2 separate regions of the Homo sapiens genome follow, and region 1 is linked to region 2. The links are chromatin loops, found by intact Hi-C in ENCODE. Cell type or tissue: heart left ventricle. All regions are shown on one strand.

Region 1 (8,000 bases), 290 kb before region 2:
ACACCTCCTGCCTGATTCCTATCCAAAATTCTAATTAATAGGAATCCATATTTTCACACAGCTCTGGCAGTTTAAATATGCAAGTGCCTATTCAATGCTCCGAAGACCCCAAGCACCCTTTCAGAGCACATGGCTCTATACAAGGGCTCCCGTGTCTGAAATGCAGACGGCGCCTCGCTGTCACCATCCTAACAGTGTGGCAGCTGCGCTTCCCAAAGCCAGCAAAGTGGGTCCTGTGTGTGCATGGAAGACATGCCTCAGCCACCATCCACCATCTGCCTGGTTGGTGGGTGCACAGCCTCAGCATAGAGAGACAGCTGCCCCTGACAATGGGGAAAACAGCAGCACTTCCTCAGCTCCTTTAGCAACAAGAAAAAAAAAATGTCTGCAGGAAGAATATGTAAAATTACTGCAAATTTCAGATGCAACTGCTATTATGTCTCCTCACAGCTAAATGATCACACGCAGTAGGATGAGGTCTGTTTAGCAACTGTAACAATTAGGCACATTTATATAGAATAAGGCACTAACAAGGCTAAAAGACTATTGTCCTGGACAAAGGGTTCCTCTCATAGGCTCTGCCATCATAAATGATACCTTTAAAAAAGCCTCTTCCTAAAGACTTCTTTTAAGTAAAATGATGATCACTAATTACTTTGTTGTGAGCACAAATAAGAATTACTTTCTTCAAAAATTCTAACTAAATAAATTACTCCAGTCAAAAAGATGTACTCAATTAATTCTTTATTAAGGGCGTTGTAAAATCTAAGTGATTGTTCCAGAGAAGTTAGGCAGTGCCAGGAAAATATTTATCACTTAGCTTAGTAATTATTTACTTAGAAAAAGTTCAAAAAAGGCCGGGCGCAGTGGCTCACACCTGTAATCCCAGCACTTTGGGAGACCAAGGTGGGCGGATCACGAGGTCAGGAGTTCGAGACCAGCCAGGCCGACATGGTGAAACCCTGCGTCTACTAAAAATACAAAAATTTAGCAAAAATTTAGCTGGGCATGGTGGGTGCCTGTAATCCCGGCTACTCAAGAGGCTGAGGCAGGAGAATTGCTTGAACCCAGGAGGTGGAGGTTGCAGTGATCTTAGATCACGCCATTGCACTCCAGCCCAGGTGACAGTGGGAGACTCTGTCAAAAAAAAAAAAAAAAAAAAGAAAAGAAAAGAAAAGAAAAAATAAAAAGTTCTAAAAGTTAAAAAAAAAACTCCAGGCTGGAGCAAGCTGGCAGCCTCTGCCAAGGCAGGCATTCATCTTTTGCCCGTTGGGTTGGGGGCTACCTGGAGGGTCTCAGGGAGTGGCCTGAGGGGGCCACACGGGGGCCTTGGGGGAAGGACTTGCTTCTGACAGGTGAGCAAATATTTCAGTATTGTAACTAGCATAGCTATGCCAGTGTATATGCCAGATGAACGAGGGGCCTAAATAGATAGGTCACATTTGGCTGTTTCATTAAAGATCCCCCGATGTCCTCCACATTCTTATGCATGAGATCATGGGTTCCCCGGAACACAGACTACTGGGGGCTTTGCCCACTGGAGAGATTACTGAAGAAACTAAATGCACACATAAGCCACCTTCCTTAGATATGTTATCTGAGCAAACATAAAACAATCTTAAAAATCATAATATACTCTACAGATTCTTGACTCTCCAGCTAGCAGTGAATAAATGTTCATTTTTTCAGCCTAATTGTTTTCGGACCACTGACTAGAATTACAGCATGAAAAGGCCACTGTCATGTTCAGTATACATTTTTAATAGACATCTTTAAACATTTAGACAAAATATTATTTTTAAATGGCAATTCTTTAACTGGTAAATGTAATTATCTAACTTTATAAAGAAAAAAAAACCTGACAATCAAAATATTCTGTCACTGCTTTAACGAAACACCTAAAATATCTTTTCAGCAAATGAAATGATTCTTTATTTTACGCTTTTAAAAATGCATTAGAATAATTGCTCTGCAACAAATCACCCTCTCTGCTCCGAGCTTGGCTGCCACATTCCTCTCATGTCCATCAATTGTGCACATTGTCATGATACCCTGATGATCACCAGGGGTGAGTCCCCCTAACAGTATGTTTATAAGAGTATTCGGTTGAGCAATCTGCAAAATAATTGTATTTCAATGGAGATATTATACTGTGAAAAAAATCTATTACATGTCAAGTGCCAGATGAAGCAGTTATAGAACCAAGACACATTTATTGGTGCTTTTAATCAACGCAAATAACTTTGCAAGCTGATCATTCCATTGTTTTCTTGTGATTTTAATTTGCTTCTTTAATAACAGAAATATACTTTTCAACTAACAGTCATCACTTGACTTCTGAATGAACAAAACACTAGATTTTTTTTTAATATTCTGGGTCATATCTCTGTATGATTGGAATCTGTTTTCCCAAAGTCCTAGGGCAAAAAAAAAAGTACAGAAGGTAGTGTCCTTACAAAGGTTGTCCAGAAGTCCACATTTTCCTTAAGTCCAAAGAGAGACTAAGGGACCCTTAACCCCATCTGCTGGTGGCAGAAGAGTTGAGGAATTTTTGCTCCAGTGCATTTTATGTGTTCCTCTGTAAAGTTTAATGTTCAAGCAGGTTTTTTGCAGCCTTTGTATTAAATACAACGTGCTTTCTTTCAGCATGTGGGTCATCACCACCACAATGGAGGGTGCTGTAAACTACCTTTTGGGACTAAATTTCAAAACGTACATTTGTATTTCCAGAAAATGTTGAGTATATAAAGCAATCACTCTTTTAAACCTGAACACGTAATAGAAAGCCATAGACTTTCACCGTGACTTGCGATGACCTTGGCAAACCTGACTATGAGCTCTTTGACCTACAATATTGATGAATTCCTCAGGAGAACAAGAGCTCACATTTCCTGAAGGCTGAGTGTGTGCCGGCTTCTGCTTTAAGTGCTCTATAAGCATTCACTCCCATCATACAACAATCCTTTGAGATAAGTCCTATGGTTATCCCAATTTCCTGATGAGGAAACTAAGACGACAGAGATTACACAACTTGCCCAGTCACCCAAACAATTTCCTGAGGTGTCCCCGCTAGATGCTCAACAGTTGTTTGCTGACAGCAACAAACCTGCTTAAGAGAATCTTCTTGTACCAAAAAAAAAAAAAAAACATTTTAAGGTCTTGTCCATGTCTCCACTGCCCACCCAATCTGAATGATGGTTAAAGTCACTCGCTTGGGAAAGTCCAGCATATCATGAAGTTATAGGGAGCTGGAGCTCCCGGGGTCTCTGGGCATCCTTTGTTCTATAGCTCAACAAGCCCTAGCCCTCGGGAAAGTTTTGAATAGCATCCCTTCCTCTTTCTGCCTTTAATCTTATTTGCAGAAAAAATTCATTTGAAATCCCATCCAAACCTCACAGTAGGATTTCCCTTTTAAATATCTGCCTGCCTGTTTTCCAAGCAGGAAGTGTGGCTAATCACAACATTGTAATTGGAAGAGCCCATAGAGGGCTCTCAGCGCCTGTGCTTAGCTCTGGTTACATTCCGCGTTCCTTGAGGCCTCAAGCAAGTGAGGTCTGCCACCAGGAGGGTGCTTCATCTCCACTGTGCCCCCAAACCTGGCCCCGCAGGGCATAGAGAGGAAAGAGGGGTGTCCTGGCTCTGGCCACCCCAGGTTACAGCCTCGGACTCTGCCGTTAGCCATACCCTCTCCACCTCCTGCTCCCAGCCTGCAGCCACGCAGCTCTGCCCACTCATTATCATTAAGCCTGAGCCATCTGAAAGGGACTAATTATCACAGCCCCAGCCCACAGTGCAGTGCAGATCTTGGAAAGGACAGTGCTGACAAGAAGCCTTTCCAGAACAAAGAAAGTCAAACAGATGCTAGACCCCGAGGAACAGCCACCTTATGAGTGGTAGAGGGGTGTGTGTGTGTGTGTACATGTGTGAGAGAGTGTGTGTATGTGACAGAAAGAACAGGTGTGAGTGTGTCTGTGAGAGACCATGTGTGAGAGTGTGTATGTGTGAGTGTGAATAGTGTGAGAGAACATGTGTGAGGGGGGTATGTGTGAGACAGAACTTGTGTGAGTGTGTGTGTGAGAGAGTGTGTGTGTGAGAAAACATGTGTGAAAGTGTGTGTGAGTGTGAGAAAGCATGTGTGCATGTGTAAGACAGGCAGCGGGTATGTGTATGTACACACACCGTGCACAGTATGTGAGCCTGTGGATGCATTAAGTCTGGAGAGGAGGACGTTTTTTGCTGGAGAAATCATTGAAGTTTAGATCAGGAAGCGTCTTGGATCTCAAGAACTGTCTCAGGATTCCAAGAGTTGTGTCTCTTTATAACTATAATATTGAGCACTGATTATGTGCCAGACTGTAGAAAGTATTTCACATGAATCCCAGCATACACCCTATGAACTATGTATACTATTATCTCCACTTTACAGATGAGGAAACAGAGACTCAGAGAGGTTAGGTCATTTCCTCAGTGTCACACAGCTAATTAATGATGGAGCTAAGGGTTGAATCGAGCAGTCTGATGACAGAGTAGTGCTCTAAACGCAATGTTAATGCTTCATCTTATTCCTAATATTAAAGATGCTGTGTGCACTAATTACCACCATTTTCACCCCTGGATCCGAATATTCACACCCATTTCCACAATAGCACAGGGTCTGGGCCAGAGGTTCTTAGATGTTGGTGAACATAAAACCACTTGGGGAGCTTGTTGGAACCCAGAGTCTCAGCTACATCTCGGTGATTCTGATTCCTTTTGTCTGAGGACCTAGGAATGTGCGTCTTCGACAAGCATTCCAGCCTGCAGTGAATTGCAGTGCTGAGATCACAGAGGTGTCTCTATCCTTGTTGAACACAGTGTCTCCCCGCCTCACCATTTCCAGCACTCTCTTGCTAGGGTCAGTGATGTGAAAGCACAAGACCAAAGCGGAGAGGTTGTCTTTTCCTCCAAGAAATTTGTTTTTATGATCCTAAAATTGAGGGAAAAAATAATCTATTTCATAGACTCCCTAAATATACCAAAAATAAAAAGCGAGCCAATTTATTTCAAGAGACTTTAAGTTCTGTGAGAGCAGGCATGGTGCCTGGCACTTACTAGACATGCAATTAAATATGTGTGAAATATTTGGAGATTCTATGAGTATGTGTGTAGTATTCGGAGATCCTATGAATGAATGCAGAACAAAACCAATCTACTCAGAATTTTTGGCATTTCTACTAATAAAGAAACTTGAAATCTTTAAAGCAGAGTTTCTCAATCACACTATTGATATTTTGGGCCTGATCATTCTTCATTGTGAGGATCTTCTGTGCATTGCAGGATGTAGAGCAGCATCCCTGGCCTCTACCCACTAGGTGCCAGTAGCAATCCCTCCCTGCCCAAAGTCAAGGCAACCTAAAATACCTCCAGGCGTTGCCCCATTTCACTGGGTGGCAAAATCACCCCTGGCTGAGAACCACTCATGTAAATAAAGCAAAAGTATTGAATATTTAATTCAGCTTCAAAAATTTCTGATACTTTCAGATATTATGTCCACTAACTAACATTCTAGCCTTCCCCCAAAGAAGTTTTTGTTTTTTTTTAATGGTCATAGAATTTCAGAAAACTTTGCATCTCTTTTCAGGAAACTTTTCTAACATGCTTTTGAAAAGAGATTAAAAGGGATAAAAAGTCTCAAATTTCAGAATACCAGGAATAGAATGCATATCGTAAGAGTTTTTAGAGAGGAAAAAAATACAGTATATATAAAAGAAAAGAAATTGGAATAATATAGGCCTTCTTCTAGATGCTAGAAGACGTACACAAATATTTTCAAAATTCTGAGGTAAAGTTATTTTCCATCTAGAATTGTATACTCAGTCCAGTATTCAATCAAATATGAGATCTGAATAAATTTATACTTGGACTTGCAAATAATCAAAAAATTTACCTCCGGCCAGGCACAGTGGCTTATGCCTGTAATCCCAGCACTTTGGGAGGCCAAGGCAGGTGATCACAAGGTTGAGACCAGCCTGGCCAATATGGTGAAACCACGTCTCTACTAAAAATACAAAAATTAGCCAGGCATAGTGGCAGGTGCATGTAGTCCCAGCTACTCGGAAGGCTGAGGCAGAAGAATCGCTTGAACCCGGGAGGTGGAGGTTGCAGTGAGCCAAGACTGAGCCACTGCCCTCCACCCTGGGTGACAGAGAGAGACTCCGTCTAAAAAAAAAAATTTACTTCCATATGCCCTTTCTTACAAAGCTCCTGAAAGATATCCTTCCACAAATGGAGAGATTCAACCAAAAAGAAACGTGAGCTCCAGGGAAGAGGATATCTGACATGGACAGAGGATGTAGACGTCCCCCACACCCAAATAGCAACCCCGTCCAAATCTGAGAGAGGGTGAGGACTCTGCGACAGGAGTCTGTGGGAGGAAAAATAGAGATGATCAAGTGTTTGCAACTGGACAAATCATTGATAGACATTGATTGACAGATGTGTTAGTAAATTTGGAGAAATCGTAATGATATGTATTTAGAACTGAGCAAGTGAAAAAGGGCAATTATTTACCTCAGAAATAATTGAGGAAAATAATTCAGAAATAAATGAGGAAAATGATTATGTTACACATTTTGACTGGGCAGTGAACAAGATTTGCACAGTCATAGCAATGTAAACACTGACTTTTTTTTTTTGAGACATTCTCATTCTGTCACCCAGGCAAGAGTGCAGCAGCACGATCTCAGCTCACTGCAACCTCAACCTCACAGGTTCAAGCAATGCTCATGCCTCAGCCTCCCGAATAGCTGGGACTACAGCCGCCCACCACCATGCCCGGCTAACTTTTGTATTTTTTGTAGAGACAGGGTTTCGCTGTGTTGGCCAGGCTGGTCTCGAACTCCTGGCCTCAAGTGATCCACCCACCTTGGCCTCCCAGAGTGCTGGGATTACAGGTGTGAGCCACTGCACCCAGGAACACTGACTATGAATTGAATTAAAATCATGATTAAGTATATACTATGGCTTGAATGCGTCCATTCCAAATTCACGTTGAAACTTATTGCCACTGTGGTGTTATGAAGAGGTGACGCCTTTTGAGAAGTGATTAAGTCATGAGGCCCTTGTGAATGGACTAGTGCCTTATAAAAGGGCTGGAGGGAACTAGCTTAGGCCCTTTTCTGCTCCTTCTCTCCTCCACCGTGTGAAGACACCTAGACAGCATCCTCTATGAGGAACAGCCCCTAAACCTGCTGGCACTTTGATCTTGAATTTCCCAGCCTCCAGAACTGTGAGAAATAAATCTCTATTGTTTATGAATCACCCTGTCTCAGGTACTTTGTTCTAGTAGACCAGCTAAGACAAAATATCCAAAGAATGTTGGTAAGAGAAGAGGGAGGGGGGGTAAGAGAGCTAAATTATTACCTAACACACCAAAAGTCCATAGAGAAGGACTAAAGCATGAAGTCACGTATGTGCATATTATTTGGAAACAGTATGTGCCAGTCAATGCCAGAAGAAAGGATTAAGAGAGTTGAAAGCGGTTGCCTCTGGAGAAAAAGACTCGAAATGGGGGGAGGGGAGTGAAGGACCACTGCTGTTTGTTAGAGGCTTTTTTCTCCCTGTTGTTTAACTGTGTGCACGTGTTACCTTCGTAAAAGCAAAGGCCATCTTAGAGATCTAATAAATGACAAACTGTATAGACATGACTCTGGTACCTGGAGCACAGTGAGTGCACTGACACCAGTAGCTGGGAGGACTATTATTACGGATGCCCCAGTGGCACTTGCCATGTGCCTGCTCCTGCCATCCAGTGAACGGCTGGCTCCCTCTCTCCTGCTCCCTCTGTCCATGCAGAATCGAGTGTTCATATTAGGAACGACATCGGTGCATTGTTTGTGGGGCTTTCTCTCCATTTTCACTTCCATCACCTACTAGCCTTCTTGCTGCCATTTGCTTCAGGGCTTTCCTGCCCCTCTGCCTGGAACGCCTGCCTCCCTGATGCTGCCTCCCAGACATGCTTA
Region 2 (8,000 bases):
TTGGGGTGAATTCCCTCCATGAGGGGGGACAGGTGTACTCCTCTTATTTATGCTTCTCCATTGCAAAGCAAGATGGCATCTCTCTAGGCAACACCTGGAAGCCAGGGTAACTTTTTGGTGACAAAGCTGAGCCTAAATAGTCTCTGCTGTACTTCCAGTGTCTGTGAGAATTACAGAAATAGGTCACTGAACCTTTTTAAAAATAGAACTGACACATTTGGGGAAAGCATTTTTTCTGCTGAGATAGCACACAGTACAAGATGAAATGATCCCTAGAGGGTAGATGAATTTAGACATTTGGTATTAAAAATAAATAAATAGTCTTAATGACTCACAGGGAACATAGCACCTTTCATAAGAAAGGTCTCTAAACATTGTTACCTGAACAGACCACAATAAATTTCTAATATACAAGGTACAAGCCATTGCCAGCCCCTGCCCACCTACACCTGGCAACAGCTTTTGATGGGAAGAGAAGGGCCACATTGGCTGTGGGCAGTTCCCTCAGCAATGCCAGATGTCCTGTCTCCCTGGGTTTGCTTGATCCCCTCTTAATTTCCTACACAGCCCACCAGCTCACCCTTGGACAGGCATATGGCTGCATAAGAGGCAAGAAGGGGTAGGGTTACCACACTGCCTGCGAGCATCTCCACTCCAGCTCTTCCAAGGCCTTGACCGCTTTGTGTTAGGGCAGCCCCAGAATCCTTTACCCAACGCTCCCCATGAGCTGTCTGGGACCCCAGATCTGCCTGTGCGGGGCCCTTTTCCACTTCCTCCTGAGCCATCTTCAGAAAGCTCCCTCTGGCTATTGCCCAGCCCCTCTTCACACCCCCTGCTGCCTTCAGGAGCCTCATGAATCCACAGTGGACCTCAGGTCTTCTTAAGAGATTCCTAAGGAACTCCCTCCCCTTCCATGCTGGGCTCTGCTACTGAGAAGAGCAAGGTCTGCCGGCTGGAAGGCAGGACCTCGGGGTACTGCGGGGAAGATGCTTTGATTTAGTCCAAGAATGGCAGGAGAATACCAAGAGGGATTGGCTGTCCCAGAAGTGGGGCGTGAATGGAAGCAAGGGGTGAAGTAGAGCAGGGGCAGGGCCACTCGCCTTTTAGGAAGCGTGGGCAGCAGGGAGAAAGGTATAGGGCTGTCACTACCCAGGTATCAGAGCAGTGGCTCTGGGAATGTGGGAAATAGGAGGGGACAGAGGGACAGGTATAAGACATTCTTCAGAAGTAGAACCCACTGAAGATTTGGTGACATAGAGTTGGCACCAAGGGAAAGACGAGTCACAGATGCCATGCAGCACCTTCTAACAAGAACTCAGCTCCTTTCATGATACAAGTGTCCATTCCATAGGAGTGTACTGAGTGCTTACTTTGTGGCAGATACTGCTGTAGACTCTAGAAATGACATGTAGCTACTACCCAAAGGGAGTTTTAATTCTGTTGGGAGAAAGGCAGGCAATGCAGACAACAAAGTAAACAAATAAAAAAGATGATTTCCCATGGTGACAGATGCTCTTGGAAAATAATTTGGGCCGGGGGAATTGTGGGATCGGGAGGACTTTTCAGAGAAAATGACATTGGAGCTGGATAAAAAGAAGGGGCCAGTCCAGGAGAAGCCAGGGCAACAATATTCTAGGTAAATAAAAGAGCCTCTGCAAAATGCCCCAAGGTAGCATCAACCTTAGCACACTTGAGGAGCAGAAAGAGGACCACTGTGGCATGACAAAAAGAATTTTGCAAGACTAAATTGTTTTCTGACCTCCTGCAGAGCTGCCGTTGAAGCCTTACTAACTTAGAGTTTCACCTCTGGTTTCTAGACACTACAAGCCCTTCCCGTTTCTCTTTTCTCTTTCTCTCCAGACCAGCTACAGCAAGGAGGGAGATCAGTAGCCTTAAGACCCCATGTAGGACTTAAGAAAGGACTGGAACCAGTTCAGTCCTCCCAGAAGCCAAATGGGGAGGGGGTCCTGAGGCCAGTCTGGCTCCCTTTTTCAAGAATGTGGTTCTTAACCACCTTTGAGCTATGAACTCCTATAGCAATCTGATACAAGCTGGGAAAAATTACACACACACATAATTCTGTACACAACCTCAGAGAAAGCACATTGTAGACCTTCTCCTAAGGTCGCTACTTTGGCAGTTCTTTCAAAACCAGTCCATTTTCTCATTAAGGCTGTGTCCCTTTCACAGAAGAGAGGATGTGTGAAAAAAAAAAACACCTTATAAACAGCAAATCAACCTATTAATACAGCCTATAAATACAAATTCTTGTAAGATATAGAATAGATCGGTCGGGGGTGGTGGCTCACGCCTGTAATCACAGCACTTTGGGAGGCCGAGGTGGGTGGATCACGAGTTCAGGAGGCTGAGACCAGCCTAACCAACATGGTGAAATCCCGTCTCTACTAAAAATAAAAAAATTAGCCGGGCGTGGTGGCGGGTGCCTGTAATCCCAGCTACTGAGGAGGCTGAGGCTGGAAAATCGCTTGAACCCAGGAGGCAGGGGTTGCAGTGAGCCGAGATCATGCCATTGCACTCCAGCCTGGGCGACAGAGTGAGACTCCGTCTCGGAAAAAAAAAAAAAAAAAGAAAAAGAAAAGAAAAAGAATAGATCTTCCATAGAGATGCATCCACATATAAAATATAACCATAATAATGGTGGAAATATATTTACACAGTGTTTTTACTTTGCAGCACACATATATCATTTTATCCCATTGAAATCCTTGGCACATGGTTAGGGAAGACATTGTTCCATTTTATAGATGAGGACACTGAGGAAGAGAGGGCTAGGTGGCATGCCTGCAATGACAGGGCCGGGTGGCAGCAGCACTGGGACAGGAACCAAGGTCTTGTCACTCCGAGGCCCAGGCTTCCCAAGAGGCACACGGCAGGGCAATGCCATCTTGACCTCTCTTTGAAGTCTCTCCATGGCCTTACGCAGGACCTGGAGGCGCTCACGGCAAAGGCAGTGTTTGTGCACGCACACTTGGCCCACATCAGCCTCCTGGTGAGAAACAGAGACACAGAGGAAATGATGTTTTCTAACACAGGGAAAGAAGCACAGGGCCTGCCTTCAGAAATCAAGGTTGCGTAGACAGAGGGGAACTTTTTACTAGGGCTTCCTCTTGGCCAATTAAACCTAATGACTCATTTCCTTTTTCTTCTGAAAACAAAACAGCATTTTCTCCTACCGTCCTGAAGGAGGAGAAACCTGGAAGATCGCCACCTAGTGGCCCAGACCATCAAGATCGTGGCTCCTTCTCCCCCTGCTACCCCGCCCCCACTTCATAGGCCACCTTGCCTATTAGAAAACTGGACCCATACCCCTCACCATGCAGCAAGATAATCTCAAATGGATCAGAAATTCAAACGTAAAAAATGAACACAAACAAGTATTAGAAGACACATCGGTGGACTTCTTTATACCCTGGGTGTGGGAAGTCTGTCTATGATTCAAATCCCAGACGCAAACCAAAGGGCCTCTGGGCGCTTGCTCCTCCAGCTAAGACAGGAGTTGGGGGGGAAAGGGGATGTGTGTGCAATCTTCACCTCCATGTGGCATCTGCCCTACCCCATTAGAGCTAAGTGACTGTCCCCAACCTGGGCTCCTGGGATCAAGCGGAGGGAAACAGATAAAAAACAATTAAACTGACTGGGCCCACTGCCCCCTTTGCCTTCTTGGCAGACAGGAAAAGAGGTCTCAAAGCTGTGCCTCACAAAAAGGAAGACACTTAAGATATCAAGGGGCATGGAGCTGGGCACAGTGGCTCCCACCTGCAATCCCAGCACTTTGGAAGGACAGGCAGGAGGATCCTTTGAGTCCAGGAGTTTGAGACCCGCCTGGACAAAATATTGAGACCCTGTCTCTACAAAAAGTAAAATAAAATAATTAAAAATTAGCCAGGTGCAGCACTGCATCCCTGTAGTCTCAGCTACTCTGAAGGCTGAGGCAGGAGAATCATTTGAGCCAGGAGGTCGAGGCTGCAGTGAGCCAAGATCACACCACTGCACTCCAGCCTGGGCCAGAGTGGAAGACCTTGTCTCAAAAAATAAAATAAAATAAAAAAGTAGTTTTTTTTTCAAATAAAAATTTTAAGAGAGGCATGGAAACCCAGTCCAAGCTCAGCCTGACACCAAAATGAATGCTTTGCTAATGAAAAATAAAATACTCCAACGGCATAAAATAAAGTATTAATAAATTCAACAACTTTAAAAAAACCTGCTGCATGGCAAGAAAATTGGCACATTGTGAGAAATATTTGCAACATTTTCACAGAAACAGGTTAATCTGTAATATTAGGAATGTAATGAACTTTTAAATATTGAGGGGAAAAGGCCAAAACTTGATAGAAAATTAGGCAAAAGGCGTGAACAAACAGTTCATACACACAGATACAAAAATATGTAGATGGACCTTAAAATACAGAAAGATGTTCAACTTCACTCATTATGTTATAAATATATATTAGAACTACATTGAGATACCAATCTTTATAAAATTGACAGAATTTCAGAAGTTTGACCATGCAGTCCATTGGCAAGGCTGTAATGATTCTCATAATCATTGGTGGGAATGCAAAATGATACACCCCTGTGGAGGGAATTTGGAAATATCTAGCAAAACTATATATGCAATTTACCCTTTGACTCAGTAATACTAACTCCAGGAATTTATCCTGAAAGTACACTTCTACAAATATAAAACAACGTATTTATAAGGTTGTTCACGGAGACATTACTTAAACAGCAAAATATTAGAAACAATTTCATTCAATTAGGATAGTAATTGAATAAACTGTGATGCAGTCACACAATGGAGTACTACACAGCTGACAAGTGTTGAGGAATATTTCTCTGAATTAACATGTAGTAATTTCCAGGATATGTTAAGTGAAAAAAATTAAAGTACTAAATAATGGATATATTATGCTACGTTTTTTGTATAAGAAAGAGAGATACAGGAAGAATAAACCAAAAACAAGTAGTTGCCTATAGGGGATTGGCAGGAATGGAGTGGAAGTAATAAGGATGTGAGTTTACCCTTTCGTATTAGTCTGTTCTCACGCTGCTAATAAAGACATACCCGAGACTGAGTAATTTGTAAAGGAAAGCGGGTTAATTGATTCATAATTCAGCATGGCTGGGGATGCCTCAGGAAACTTACAATCATGGTGGGAGGGGAAGAAAACACGTCCTTCTTCACATGGTGGCAGGAAGAAGTGCCAAGCAGAAGGGGGAAAAGCCCCTTATAAAACCATCAATCTCGTGAGAACTCACTCACTATCACGAGAACAGCAGCATGGGGGTAACCACCGCCATGATTCAATTACCTCCCATCAGGTCCCTCCTACAACTCACAGGGATTGTGCGAACTACAGTTCGAGATGAGATTTGGGTGAGGACACAGCCAAACCATATCAAATTCTGAGTATAGTTTTTGATATATAGTTATATATAACTACATATATAATTTTATATATACATATATATATAGTTTTGACTTTTGAACCTTGTAAAAGTTTTACATATTTAATTTTTTTTTTTTTTGATGGAGTCTCACTCTGTCACCCAGACTGGAGTGCAGTGGCATGATCTCAGCTCACTGCAACCTCCAACTCCCGGGTTCAAGTGAGTCTCCTGTCTCAGCCTCCTGAGTAGCTGGGATTACAGACGTGTGCCATCATAACTGGCTAATTTTTGTATTTTTAGTAGAGATGGGGTTTTGCCATGTTGGCCAAGCTGGTCTCGAACTCTTCACCTCAGGTGATCCACCCACCTCGGCCTCCCAAAGTGCTGGGAATACAAGTGTGAGCCACCACGCCTGGCCCATATTTAAAATTTTTTAAATTTTGAGAGATTTGTCAAAAAGAAAAGCTTAAAATTAAATGCAAATATAAACAAATGAACTTAACTGCATATAAAATTAATAATAGAACCATACAGGAAAAAAAAAAGGTTGAAATGACCTGTGAATACAGTATTCTGACTACCTACCCTTAACTGGATGTATTCTAAGAACAAATAGTATTACAAAGAAGTCTTGAACTTTTCTTAGGCCTGATGTTGGAAATGGGCTTCTGCACTACCCAGAGAGGGGTCCGTTCTGGCTTGTTCTGGATTCCTGTCTTAATTTAAAGGGAAACGTTCACAATGTCCAGAGCCCTTGATGTCCTGCCAATGAAGGAGGAGGATGTCCTCAAGTTCCTTGCAGCAGGAACCCACTTAGGTGACACTAATTTTGACTTCCAAATGGAACAGTACATCTATAAAATGAAAAGTGATGGCATCTACATCCTAAATCAGAAGAAGACCTGGGAGAAGTTGCTGCTGGCAGCTTGTGCCATTGTTGCCATTGAAAACCCTGCTGATGTCAGTGTCATATCCTCCAGGAAAACTGGCCAGAAAGCCACGCCGTTGTTTGCTGCTGTCACTGGAGCCACTCTTGTTGCTGGCTGCTTTACTCCTAGAACATTCTCTAACCAGATCTCAGCAGCCTTCCGGGAGCCACAGCTTCTGGTGGTTACTGATCCCAGGGCTGACCACCAGCCCCTCACAGAGGCATCTTACATTAACCTACCTACCATTGCTCTGTGTCACAGATTCTCCTCTGCACTATGTGGGCCTTGCCATCCAATGCAACAACAAGGGAGCTCACTCAGGGGGTTTGACATGGTAGATGCTAGCCTGGAAAGTCTTGTACATGCCTGGCACCATCTGTGAATGGGAGGTCATGTCTGATCTCTGCTTCCACAGAGATCCTGAAGAGATTGTAAAGAAGAGCAGGCTGCTGCTAGAAAGGCTGTGACCAAGAGGAATTTCAGGATGAATGGACTGCTGCAGCTCCTGAGTCCACTGCTACTCAGCCTGAGGGCGCAGACTGGTCTAAAGGTGGCAGATGCCCTCTGTGCCTATTCAGCAGCTCCCTACTGAAGACTGGAGCGCTCTGCTTGCCACGGAAGACTAGTCTGCAGCTCCCACTGCTCAGCCACTAAACGTGTAGGAGCAACCACTGAATGGGCTTAAGCTGTTTATCCACAGGCTTTTAAGCACCATGAAAAGAAGGCTGACAGAAATAAACACCAATTTATTTTAAAAAGGAAATGGTAGGCCGGGCCCCGTGGCTCACACCTGAAATCCCAGCACTTTGGGAGGCTGAGGCAGGTGGATCACCTGAAGTTGGGGTTCAAGACCAGCCTGATCAACATGGAGAAACCCATCTCTACTAAAAATACAAAATTAGCTGGACGTTGTGGCGCATGCCTGTAATCAAAGCTACTCGGGAGGCTGAGGCAGAAGAATCACTTGAACCCAGGAGAAGGAGGTTGTGGTGGGCCGAGATTGTGCAATTGCACTCCAGCCTGGGCAACAAGAGTGAAACTCCGTCTCAAAAAAAAAAAAAAAAAAAAAAGGAAATGGTATTGGAGCAGTCAGTCATTCTGAAAGTATTTGGGGTGTATTATAGAACAGAGCAAATGATTAAATATATTGATGTTTCCTTTTTGCTAACAGGTGTGTTAAAATAAACTAAATAAATGAATGTATTGATGGTGCTGGAAGTCAGCGTTCCCATTGTGGAGGAAGCAAAGATACAAATACAGATTGGGAAGATGAGGAGGAGTCCTGTGGAGCTGGGTTTTAATTGGAAGAAATTAAAAAAAAAATACTAGTTTTCTAAAAATATGCATTTCCTAGCTCTGTCCACCGAAAGGGTTTATAAACAATGGTATCCCAGTAGCAATGAGCAAACCTAGTGGCCAGAGCTTGGTTTCCCAATGCCATTTTCCACTAAAAGAAACCTTGGAGAAATGGCTGATTCCAGACCTGAAGCAGGGAAAATATGAAGTGAGCCACAAAGTAAGGAAGTGCTCAAAGACTGATGGGGTTATGTCAAAAGGATACTGACATCAGCTTGGAGGAACTTCCACTAACCAAATTTGGGACAATCTGACATCAAAAATAAGTTATTGTAGTAGATTGTAATGCAGACCTCAGAAGAT

The links. Peaks named below come from ENCODE experiments on the same cell type or tissue, not always from the same donor. Only the 100,000 strongest peaks of a DNase experiment are listed, where the experiment ranks them.
Region 1: it touches region 2 in a loop (5-fold over the local background); 25 of 110 quality-filtered maps call a loop at or near these places.

Annotation. Positions count from the first base shown.
Region 1 is chr2:173,746,997-173,754,996 of GRCh38, forward strand. No RefSeq gene overlaps it. Among named protein-coding and RNA genes, the nearest start is that of SP3, 210 kb to the right of the region's middle. RefSeq lists enhancers at 1-226, 227-726. In heart left ventricle, CTCF peaks have their summits at 2,518 (motif pointing left), 3,497 and 5,387 (motif pointing right); no DNase peak of the experiment used is centred here.
Region 2 is chr2:174,036,855-174,044,854 of GRCh38, forward strand. It overlaps the pseudogene RPSAP24. Among named protein-coding and RNA genes, the nearest start is that of LINC01960, 16 kb to the left of the region's middle. RefSeq lists enhancers at 310-810, 811-1,311, 3,067-3,361 and a silencer at 2,963-3,363. In heart left ventricle, CTCF peaks have their summits at 3,227 (motif pointing left) and 3,433; DNase peaks (open chromatin) are centred at 2,937 and 3,247; H3K4me3 peaks cover 357 bases; H3K27ac peaks cover 1,162 bases.